Linked DNA regions of Mus musculus: region 1 is linked to region 2. A link is a loop called in an ENCODE intact Hi-C map of the cell type or tissue named here. Cell type or tissue: left cerebral cortex. All regions are shown on one strand. Links, peaks and the distances in the headings refer to the core of each region. The heading gives the core; the rest is flanking DNA.

Region 1 (5,379 bases), core at 66-5,065, 93 kb after region 2:
CATAGGCACAGTCTTTGGGTAATTTGATCAGGCACAGACTCTGAGAATGAAAATATTTATTTGGGTAAACCTGCGATACTCAGAGTGAGAATTCAAGCATATTAGATGACATTTGGGCTACTCTGGGAGGAAGCATCTTTGGGCTTTCTATCAATCCCTGATCAGCTGATCTTCTGAGTATCCTAAGGCCCTCTCTAAGGAGTAACATGTACTAGTGGTAGGTGCCGCATCCGTGGGAGGCCCCCAAAGTTTCGGCAAGAACCATGCCATCTCCCACTTGCTGGCGTTGGTAAAGACAGCATGACTGGCAAGTGTCAAAATACAGAAGTGAGCCTGATCCCCTGGGGTAAATGAGGAACTGGCTGGTTGGTGCCAAGCATGGGCCGTTAGAGGATGAAGACCATGCACTCATGTGGTAAGCCTAAAGAGAGGCCTTTGTTGATATGTTTTCCATGACCAAATTCCTACACAGGAGGGTGTTACACAGAGGCCTCCAGCAGCAGGGCTTCAGCAAAGCTCTGTCAGTTTGTAGAGAAATACCTGCAGAAGAGAACCAGTGAACTCGGGACTCAGGGAGTAAGGAATCAAGTAATTGTCTCCTTCTGGTTGCAATCTCGTGCTACATGCATTCTTAAGACAACGTGAGGCACACTAAGGACTGCAGAGGAAAGGTTTTCAGTAATGGTATTTTGAGACAAAACAATAAGTTAAATTTGCTCAGGGAAAAAGAAGATGGAAGTGGGGGTCTCAGGGAAGTGGGGTCTTGGTTAAGTGCAATGAGTAGCTTCATTAGCGGCTGAGTTCAGTTCCCAAACTGACTTAGTTCCATTCATTTGTTCAAAGCTATTGGCATGCTAATTCCTCTGTCAACTGTTTACAGATGCTTGCCCTTGGCCCTGGACTCTCTTCCTGGTCCTGGGGATAAAACAAGGAACACACAGTACTCATGCAGCTTACACTCTGAGGAGACGGGAATGAACCCAAGTCACAGAGCTCCCGAGCTCACATCCAAGCGTAAAATGCTGGTTTGCTAAACCACACAGGCTGTAGTCTACACCTTAAAGCTCAGAAAGACTGTCGGAGCCCTCCTTCTGACTTTATCCCAGAAAAAAATCAGCCAAGGCATTTTAGCTCCCAACCCGGGGCAGATGTCACATCCAGCAGGAGACTTGAAAGCTACAGATGCGTTGACCTTTGTGGGTGAGAAGCTGGGTAGCCCTGAAGAAGGATTTTTGCCAGCTGAGGTCTGTCACATGTCTGGAGGAGATTCCTTGAGCTTGGGCTTCTTGAAACGCAGGACTTCAGGAAGACAGGGCCCTGTGGGTATCAATATAAGTAGTCCATGCTTTCCACAGTCCCCATAGTTAATCCCATCTGTGAGACCCCCTCATTCCATCTTATTGCCCTATACCACAGAAGCAGGGGAGGGTCCTCAAGGAACAGCATCTACTATCATGATCACAATTGCTTAATATCACAGAACCATGGTAGAACCTTCTAAGACAGACTCCAAAAAGGTTGCACTATTGCCAAACTGAAAACTAAGAGTCAACCAGGTTTTCCTGGGCCAAGTCAAGTGGTGAATGTGTCCAAAGCATGCAAGGATCAGGGCTGTAAAAATACCCTATTCCTCACCAGTTCTGGGGAAGCAGAACTAGATGCTCAGGGCATATTGGCCAGCCAGTCTAGCCAATTGGTAAGCCCCAGTTCAGTGGGAGATGCTGTCTTTGATGATGATGATGACGATGATGATGACGACGATGACGACGACGATGATGACGATGATGATGACGGTAAGATAATGTGGAAAGTGATAGAAGAAAATGCTCAGATACTCAGTCTGAACCTCTGACCTCTACACACACACTCATTGGTAAGTGTATACACACACACACATTCACACACACATACACTCACACAGAAACACATACATACACATATACACTCATACACAGATGCACATACACTCACACACACTCACACACATATATATAGTCACATACACATAAATACATATGCACCCACACACAAACACATACACACACATACACTCACACACACACATACACTCACACAGAAACACATACATACACATATACACTCATACACAAATGCACATACACTCACACACACTCACACACATATACATAGTCACATACACATAAATACATATGCACCCACACACAAACATACACACACATACACTCACACACACACATACACTCACACACATACACTCACAACAAACATACATACACATACCCTCTCTCACACACATACACATACATACACTCACACACAAACATACATGCTCTCTCACACACTCACACACATACACATTCACACACACACACACACACACACACACACACACACACACTTTCACTTCACTTTCCCAAGAGTAAGGGATGAGAAAAACCCACTGCAGATGGACCGCTTTCAATCCTGTCTGTGTGCTTAGATATCCCCCATCTGGCCTACAGAAGTAGTCCACATGAGGAGGCTGCTGTCCCTGGAGAGGAACAGGAACCATCTATAGTGGTTACAGCTCTAACGTCCTTTTCCTGGGTACCTCCTTCCTGCAGGGTGAGGCAGGAAGTGGCCACCAGCTGCCTTCCCTGCCAACTCAGCTGTGTGGCCTGCAGTCAGATGTCCTCACATCTCCGCTGGTCCTTTGGGTGAAGGTGTTCTCCTTTCCTGGTAAAGCGATATTTAAGGGGCAGGAAACTCAAGTGCAGAAGAGAGGCCTGCGGCGTGGTTGGAGGCAGAGCGAGGGCCAGGACAGGGAAGTGAAATGTCCTCTCCTTCTGTTTTCTTGTCATTGCTGAGCAACACTCTCTGTGTCCACAAACCTCTAAGTGTTTGCTTTTATAACATCTCACATTCTGTGCTAAATTTGTCTAGCCACTGTGCTCCAGCCATTTTTAGCAAAGGTACATTGGCTGTTTTCTTTGCAGAATAAAACCCAAGTTTCATCTACATAAAAGCTGCACACAGAAAGAGGTGACATTTCCTGATCAGCCCTACAGGCCTGCCATGAGCTCAGACAGGGCTCCTGGCTGACTTCCTAAAACGTCTCAGGAGCTAGGGATATCTCAAAACACCCAGTCCCAGTGGGATCAGACATTCAGGACGACAGGAACGATCGTTTGTGGAAGTGTCATGGTGGGGGAGAATAGAAACTTCTGGCTATAAAACACCTAGTTGTAGCGCATCCAAATAATAAATGTGGCCCTAAAGGCATGGTGAGCCATTTTTGAAATATTACCCAATTCTGAAATAGTGCCCAAGCCTACAAAACGTGATGAGCAGCTCCCAGCTTGTGCACAGCCCTGGGTTCAACCCTCAACACTACCCCACCCCCAAGTCACCAAATATAGTGTCGGAGACAAAAAAAAAAAATCCATAAAAGGCATCCAGATATCAGAAAGAAGTTGGGAATTGTGGGAAAAATAATTAGAATGTAAGGAGGGTAAAATTATGAGCAAAGGGGACCCAGTCAGTAAAGGGTTGGCCAGACAGCATGAGAACTCGAGTTTGGATCCCAAAGCCACACAAAAGTGAGGTGGGGTCTCTTGTGTAGACGGTAACACCGGTGCTGGGATCAGGGAGGGGTCCAACCTTGGAACTCATTGTCTAATCTGAAATTAAGGACTCCAGAGTGAGTAAGATGCCCTATCTCAAAAAGTCAGGTGGAAAGCAATCAAGGAGTATACCTGACATGGACCCCTGTCCTCTATAAGTCCATACACGTGTGTACAGCCCTGCTCCCCACCCCCCATAATCTTATACCTACACCACACACACACACACACACACACACACACATGCACAAGTTATGAGAAAGGAATTAAACTCATTTCAAAAGACCTGAAATGTTTTTAAAGGGACTATGTATAGCTCCTAGAAGTGAAACATGAACCAACAAAAGCTTCATACATGCAGGTGAAGGGCCTTCACTCCACATAAGGGGGTACAGGACATCTTGGATGATGACCCGGAATGAAGCATAATGAGATCACTGAGATCGAAGGGACCTTAGTATGCTTAACACAGGAGCACGTGAAAGGATGGGGAGGGGTCACTATTTCCAAAGACACTGCCGGAGAGTTTTTCTAAAACAGGGAGTGGGGGAGGGGGGGACGGAAGAAAGAGAAACGTCAAAGAAAAACATGAAAACCTGGACACGCTGTAAGAAAAAGCTGCCAAAGACAAAAATAAAAACAGGCAAGCAGAGAAGAAGGAGAAGGGAAGGGTCGGCAGTTCACTCCACGACAGACTTTTCAATCGCAACAATAGAAGTCAGAAGTCAGTGGAACATCCAGGCTTGCAGAGTGACCTCATTCCCTTCCCAAACTAAAAATAGTGAAGAAACAAATAGAGGCTAAGCCACAGAGCTTGCCTGAGGCTACTCAGTTACAGAGACAGGAAGAGCTGGGCCCATGGGCTGTGATCTAGCTAGTTATTCAGGGCTACTCCTAATCCAAGACTCTGAGGTCAGCAAACTGAGGCTTTAATTTTTGAGCAAGACGTTTCACGGCTGTCCTTTCACTGGGTCTTCCAAATGATGTAGACGGTCCTACATCTAGGGCCTGAGAAGCTGGTAAGATTCAGGAGCAAGTGAGAACGCAGCCTCTGTGCGGTAAACAAAGCAACGGTGCAGAAAAATTAAAGGCAAGTTTATGTAAATATACCTGATGGGCTTTTCTAGCTGAGATTGCTCAGATCATTTGTGCACAGCAAAGGGAGAAAAGACCAAACACCATTAGGGACAATCTCTGGAAGAAGTGACAGTCACCCAGAGCTCACATCTGTTAAACCAGATGTCATGCAAAGTGCTCAAAAGACCTGAGCATTAAAGAGAAGGCAGGGAAATAGGCAGAGTCACCAGGAAGAAAAACATCTTTCTCAGGCATGTCACGCACGCGCGCGTGCACGTACACACACACACAAACATGCACACACAGTAGTTTTGGTGTCACCGTGGTATCTAAATGTTAGCATCCAGCAGGCAGCTAGAAAATCACCCCTGTGGAACTTCTGACAGGACCAGAATCTGGTATCAGGTATTGCAAGGGAAAGCCGCTCAGTGGTGGGGTCTGGAGAGACAGCTCAGAATGTAAATGCTCAGGGGGCAAGCTTGAGAACTTGAGTCCTGATCTCCTGCAGTCAGGTGCAGGGAACACGTGTCTGCTATCCTGGAAGTGGAAGAAAGAGGCAGGAGGATCTCCATGACTCCGTGGCCAGCCAATGGCAAGTTCCAAATGCACTATAATCAAAAGAATCTGCCAACACTGAGAAGATGTCTTAAAAACAAACAGTATTAGTCTGAAGCTATCTGATTTATTATTTTTTTCTAAAGACTAACCTAACCTTAAA
Region 2 (5,379 bases), core at 245-5,244:
TATCTGTCTGTCTGTCTGTCTGTCAGGACAGGGAAGGGAGACACAGCTGTACCAGCAGAGACAGTGTGATACAATGGAATCCAGGAGGAAGAAACTTCAAGAAGGGCTCCTAAACAGGCTGCAAATGGTATTTGGGAGGATACACCCTTCCCAGTCATAATCTAAACCAGGGCCGGATGTGGCGGGTACAGGGCTTATAAGGGTAGCTGCAGCCTCTCTTCTGTCTCTGCTCTCTCTCCATCATCCGCTATGCCCAAGTGCAGTTCAATCATGCAGTTGGTGGGGCCCAGATCTAAGGTGTTTCTTACAGGAAGCTGCTCTCCTCAAAGGAGAGTCGGGGGTTAAGTCTGCAACTGTCAGTGTCTGGCAATAAATAAAAGGAAACCGCACTCCCCATGAATGGGGAGGAGGCAGCAGGAAGGTAATTTTTTTCTTTTTCTGTTTCTAAAGCATGAGTAAGATGCTCAATGTGTTTGAGATTATTTGGCAAATTCTTGGAGAAGGTCCCTTGTTCACTAACCAGCAGACTGTAGACCACAGTCTTCCTATCTTCCTCTTTATCCTGATCCTCCAGAGACAGGCAGGTGGGGCACATCTCTGTTTAACTATTAATGATTCATAAAACTCCCGCCCCCCCTACAAGAAGCCCTGGGCTTGTCATGTTAGTAGAAAATCCTATTTTGAGTGTGTTATGAAACAGAGGTTTTGATATGTTGCCAGATTTATGGAAGATGCTGGAATCAAGGCTCTGAGACGCTGGGGCTGGCCGAGTGGGTGTTACATAAAACTGTTCTAGGGACTCGGGTTGATCACAGGAGTTGGGGGATGTCCTGGAGGGTGAAATCAAAGACAACAATACAAAACATGAGCCAGCTGCCAAGCCCGGTGTGCTCTAAGGCTAAGCAGCAAGTCTGGGTGCAGTTTTAACCGGAGACCTGGAGACCTGCAGGCCTTTGCTGTGGCTGATCACACTCAGCCAGCCCAAGGAGTCGGGATGAAAGGCACCTTCACGGGGCCCTCAGGAGGGCAAGAGGCTCCTTGGACTGACTGCTGATTGAAATTCATACTCGCCTGCTTTCCTTCCCTGTCTCCCAGGCCTCCTCTGGGCAATGTGTAATAAAAAGGAGGAAGGTGACCTCCTCCAAGCTTCGACTCTTGTGAAATGCATCTCAGGGCTAAGGTGCATCTCAAGTCCAGGGCTGGAAGCTGATTTCTCCACACTTGGATCCAAAATTCCTTACTGGAAGCCACAGTCCTTTTCTCTTTCAGATGTCAGCTTTTGTGCAGTTTCTAAAAGGCCTGTGTCTGGCCAAGTGTCTTGTTTGTTTGTTTGTTTGTTTATTATCTTTCTCTCTCTCTCTGTGTGTGTGTGTGTGTGTGTGTGTGTCTGCAGGTGCAGATTTGTGGGAGCATATATGTATGTGTGTGCTCGTGTGTGTGCCTCTCTCTGTGTGTGCAGGTACAGATATGTATATGCCTCCCTGTGTATGTGGGTACAGATGTGTGTGTGGATATGCCTCTGTGTGTGTGTGCAGCTGCAGCTGCTTGAGGTATATGTGTCTGTGTATGTGTATACCTCTCTCTCTCTCTCTCTTTCTCTCTCTCTCTCGTGTGTGTGTGTGTGTGTGTGTGCAGGTGCAGATGTGAGGGGTATGTGTGTTAGGTATTTCACCTAATGTATGTGTGTAATAGGTATTTATTTTTGGATCAGGGGCTCCTCATGTACCTCAGGCTGGGTTTGAACTCACTACATCACTACATAGTCCATTGCTGTCAAAACCACAGCGAGCCTTCTGTCTCAGTCTCCTAAGGATTAGTATCACAGGTGAGTACCAGTGTGCCTAACCCAGCCAGCTGTCTTAATTTCCCAGAGACTGGATGGAGTAAGGGTAGGTGTGGAGACTAGCCAACAAAGGTGCTGGTCAGGGTGCTACCAACTAGCCAAAGAAAGTGCTGGTCAGAATACTACCAGCTGGACGAAGAGGTACTTCACAAGGCATGCACCAAGTGGTAGCTCACGGATGGAGGAAGGAGGTGGGGAGGGCGTCTTTCCATCTGCCTTTGGCCTCAGGCTCAATTTCTGCTTCTTGGACTACCAAGGACAAAGCCTTCATTTCTTTTTGGAAGGAAAGACAGACTTTATCCAATCTCAGTCTCTCTCCCTTGCCATCCTCCCCCAGCCCCCCCCCCCCCCATTCATAGAGTTGAACAGTCAGCCATGGCCAACTTGCCCTTACATAAGACAGAGCATTACCTAGAATCCTTCCTAGCTGAAGAGGCTGTAGGGAGGGGGTGGAAAGCCATTTGTTTACTGGTTCAGAACAGGACTTTCTACTTCAGAAGTCTCCAGGCTTGTTATCCCAGCTACGCAGAGGCAGAATTGCACGTTTTCAAAGCCTGCCTGGGAAACAGAATGAGGTGAAAGCCTGTCTAGACAGCCCAATGAGACTTTATCTCCAAATAAAAAGTAAGGAGTCTGCCGAGGCTATAGCTCTGTGATGGAATGCTTCCGAGAGTGCACAAAGCCCTGTAGCATCCCCAGCACAAGAGTAACAATAAACTTCACCGGAATTCAGAAAAGACATTAAAATAAGATGATGCTCGAAAGAGGTGCCAAATGGATCGGGCTAGCCTGGGCTACAAACCACGTGCCCCTCTCCCATCTCAAAAGAAATAAATTAAGACCAACAATAGACATTGACAGATTTCCCAACAAGGGAACAACCAGGACAGTGGCTTTCCACTGACGACCATTGTAGCGGAAGATTATGTTCTATCTCTTTAATAGTGCTATAGGAGGCACCTGCTTACAGACGGAGGAGGAGGCTGGGAGTGAATGTCTGGCCCTGGCCAGCCATCCTCGGCCAGCAATGGGCCTGCTGAGCCCATTTCAACTGAAATGAGATCAATAGGATTCATTTTTTCTCCTGCTGGCTCCCGAGTGATTCATGAATCAGAAAACTAGTTCATGAATCAGAGCGGGGCGGGGAGAAGGGGGGGGGACCATTTGTGCAGTCGGCAAACCTCCATTTCTTTCACGAACCTAGCCGTGAGTTGCATAACACTGCCTGGCACTTGCTAGTTGAAACCAGTCTTTTCGGAAGCTGCTTTACTCGCTCACCTATTCTCCTTCTGGAAAGGGGAGGGACACGGTGTGTACTACTGTGTGTCCAGCAGTCAGTGTGTACTGACTGTGTGTCCGGCGGTCTCGGTAACATTTCCACGACAAGGGAAGCATTCATGAGTCTGCGTGTGTGAGTGTGTCGCAAACAGCCTTTGACCGGCCTTGGGGCCCCTTTAAACCTGAAAAAGAGCCAAGTTCATCTCTCTGTGGAGCTGCTTAAGGAAGCTTTGAGATGGGGCAGTTGGAACATCTCTGCAAGGGCTGATTACAGCCTACTAAGGAAAATGAGATTTTTATCTCACAGGAATTCAGTTATAAAAATAAAATACAGCGTCTGGCTTGATTCAGCTAAATGCACAAGTGCCTGGGTGTTTTTAATTTAGTAGGAAAAAAAAAAAAGCCCCGGACAAGAGGAATGACCTAAAACACTACATTTAAAGGAAAAAAAGGGAGGGAGGGAAGAGGGAGGCTACAGGAAGTGTGTGTGTGTGTGTGTGTGTGTGTGTGTGTGTGTGTGTGTGTAGGGGGAGAGAGAGAGAGGAAGAGGGAAAGGGAGAGAGAGCCATGGAGGACTGGGGTGGAGGGGCGGGACAGAAAGAAGCCACCCTGCTGGCACTTGAATGCAGAGGGTGATGTCACCGGAGCAGTTGGAGCGAAGGGGAGAAAAACAACTTGAAGCAGTGCTAATCCCCGTTTGCTGCCCTGAAGGGAATGGACGGTGGCCAAGGCAGGGAGTTATGGGAAACCATATAAGGGTGCCAAGCAAGCTTTGCCGCCAACATTAGGAACTGACAGCTTTGTTCTCTGTCACTTGGCTGCCAGCCAGAGGCCTCATTTCAGCTCAGCGGCAGCGTGACTACCCTGGCGGGCTGCCAGCCCTGTGCTCAGAGCTTTTTCCTCCCAGGGCTTAGCTTTTTTTCCCTCCTCCGTCCCTTTGCCAAACATGCAGCGGTTACTATGGCAGTGAGAAGGAAAGTTAAACACACACACACACACACACACACACACACACACACACACACCAAAGTAGAGGCACGCCTTTATCCAGATGTGCAGCCGGGAGCAGAGAGAAAAGGCAGTTAACCTACCCAGTGGGGCCTGCAGGAAGGGGGAAGACACCTCGCTGTGAGAGGTGGCCGGCTGCTGCTGCTGCTGTCACTAGAGACAGACAGGCCTCCCTGTGCACCTTGTGGGAGGGAGTGGGGCTGACTTCCAGACCTTGTTTCTCTGTTCTCCATCTCTTCCTGAGGCATGGTGGAGTGCGTAACACCAAATGGGGAAGACTGTCATGCTTTCCACTGGCCCTGTGTCTGTGGTTCTGAGAAAGCTGCAGGGAGCCAGGCCCATGGAGCATGAAAGAGGAGACAGGAGGGCAGGAGGAGGGGTCTGCGTACCCTCTGGACACCAACGCAAACTTAGCACCATGGCTTCCCCTGCCAACACTGGGAGGGTTGTGCTTAGTGCTGTGACTCAACCTAGTGGAGATCAGACCTCCAACCCTGGTAGTTCAGGGTACGCCGGAGCTGAGTAGCCTTTGTCAGGACCGAGGGCCTGCAAGGGCCAGTGTGTTCTTGTTCCCACATGGAACGGCAGCCAGGAGGGACTCTGAAGAAAGAGTACATTGCAATGTTTTTAATTAGGAGCATTTTTCACCTGCTTAGAAAGTGGAACATCTCCTGGGAGATGACAGGTCTCGACCAGAGGCAAGCCTCCAGGCACATGGTTGGCCGTGGGTTTCTAAGGCAGAGGTTGCTTAGAAGTAGAGATCTGGATGCCAGGCTTTCAGACCCTCGGGGTTTTAGCAAAGTTCCCAGAAAGGCCTCTTCGGAATCTAGAAAGTTCTGCCAGGCTGACTCCTGGCCCCACCGCTGGTGACTTAGGAAGGGTGACTTAAGAAGGGGTCGAAGTGTTTGGTGTAACCCTGCAAACCTCTCTGTAAAAACACAGTGGCTGCCACCCTCGGCGGGGCCCTGTGGCACTGAGAACGGCCTCCATAGTCTCTCTCCAGCTGCATCTTGGCAGGGAGCGAAGTAGAGCTGCCAGGAGGGACATGGCCCAAGGTCAGGAGGGAAAAGTTGGCAAGCAGGAAAGTATCCCAGAAGTCCCTGGGCCTGTTCCATGCTGCTTTTATTCCAGGCCTAGTCTGTACTTCTTAGGAGGCATGCCAAGCCAAAATGGGTTGTTCGCTGTGTTCAGCCAAATAGGGGTCCGGTAGGGAAGAGGTGGTGATAGGCTCCTCTGGGAGTATTATGAGC

Evidence for each region. Hi-C counts contacts between places; a loop is a spot of excess contacts. Peaks named below come from ENCODE experiments on the same cell type or tissue, not always from the same donor. Only the 100,000 strongest peaks of a DNase experiment are listed, where the experiment ranks them.
Region 1: it touches region 2 in a loop (5-fold over the local background); 5 of 42 quality-filtered maps call a loop at or near these places.

The regions. Positions count from the first base shown.
Region 1 is chr8:126,755,529-126,760,907 of GRCm38, forward strand. Gm45805 (a long non-coding RNA gene) reads right to left here and starts at 2,825. Exons shown (of 3, transcript XR_003947622.1): 1 at 2,573-2,825; 2 at 1,636-1,725; 3 at 45-1,317. In left cerebral cortex, for the core only: a CTCF peak has its summit at 2,485; DNase peaks (open chromatin) are centred at 318, 971, 2,746 and 4,377; H3K27ac peaks cover 1,636 bases.
Region 2 is chr8:126,662,706-126,668,084 of GRCm38, forward strand. No RefSeq gene overlaps it. Among named protein-coding and RNA genes, the nearest start is that of Gm31603, 64 kb to the right of the region's middle. RefSeq lists an enhancer at 2,716-5,051. In left cerebral cortex, for the core only: no CTCF peak of the experiment used is centred there; DNase peaks (open chromatin) are centred at 435, 715, 3,022, 3,299 and 3 more places; H3K4me3 peaks cover 635 bases; H3K27ac peaks cover 3,846 bases.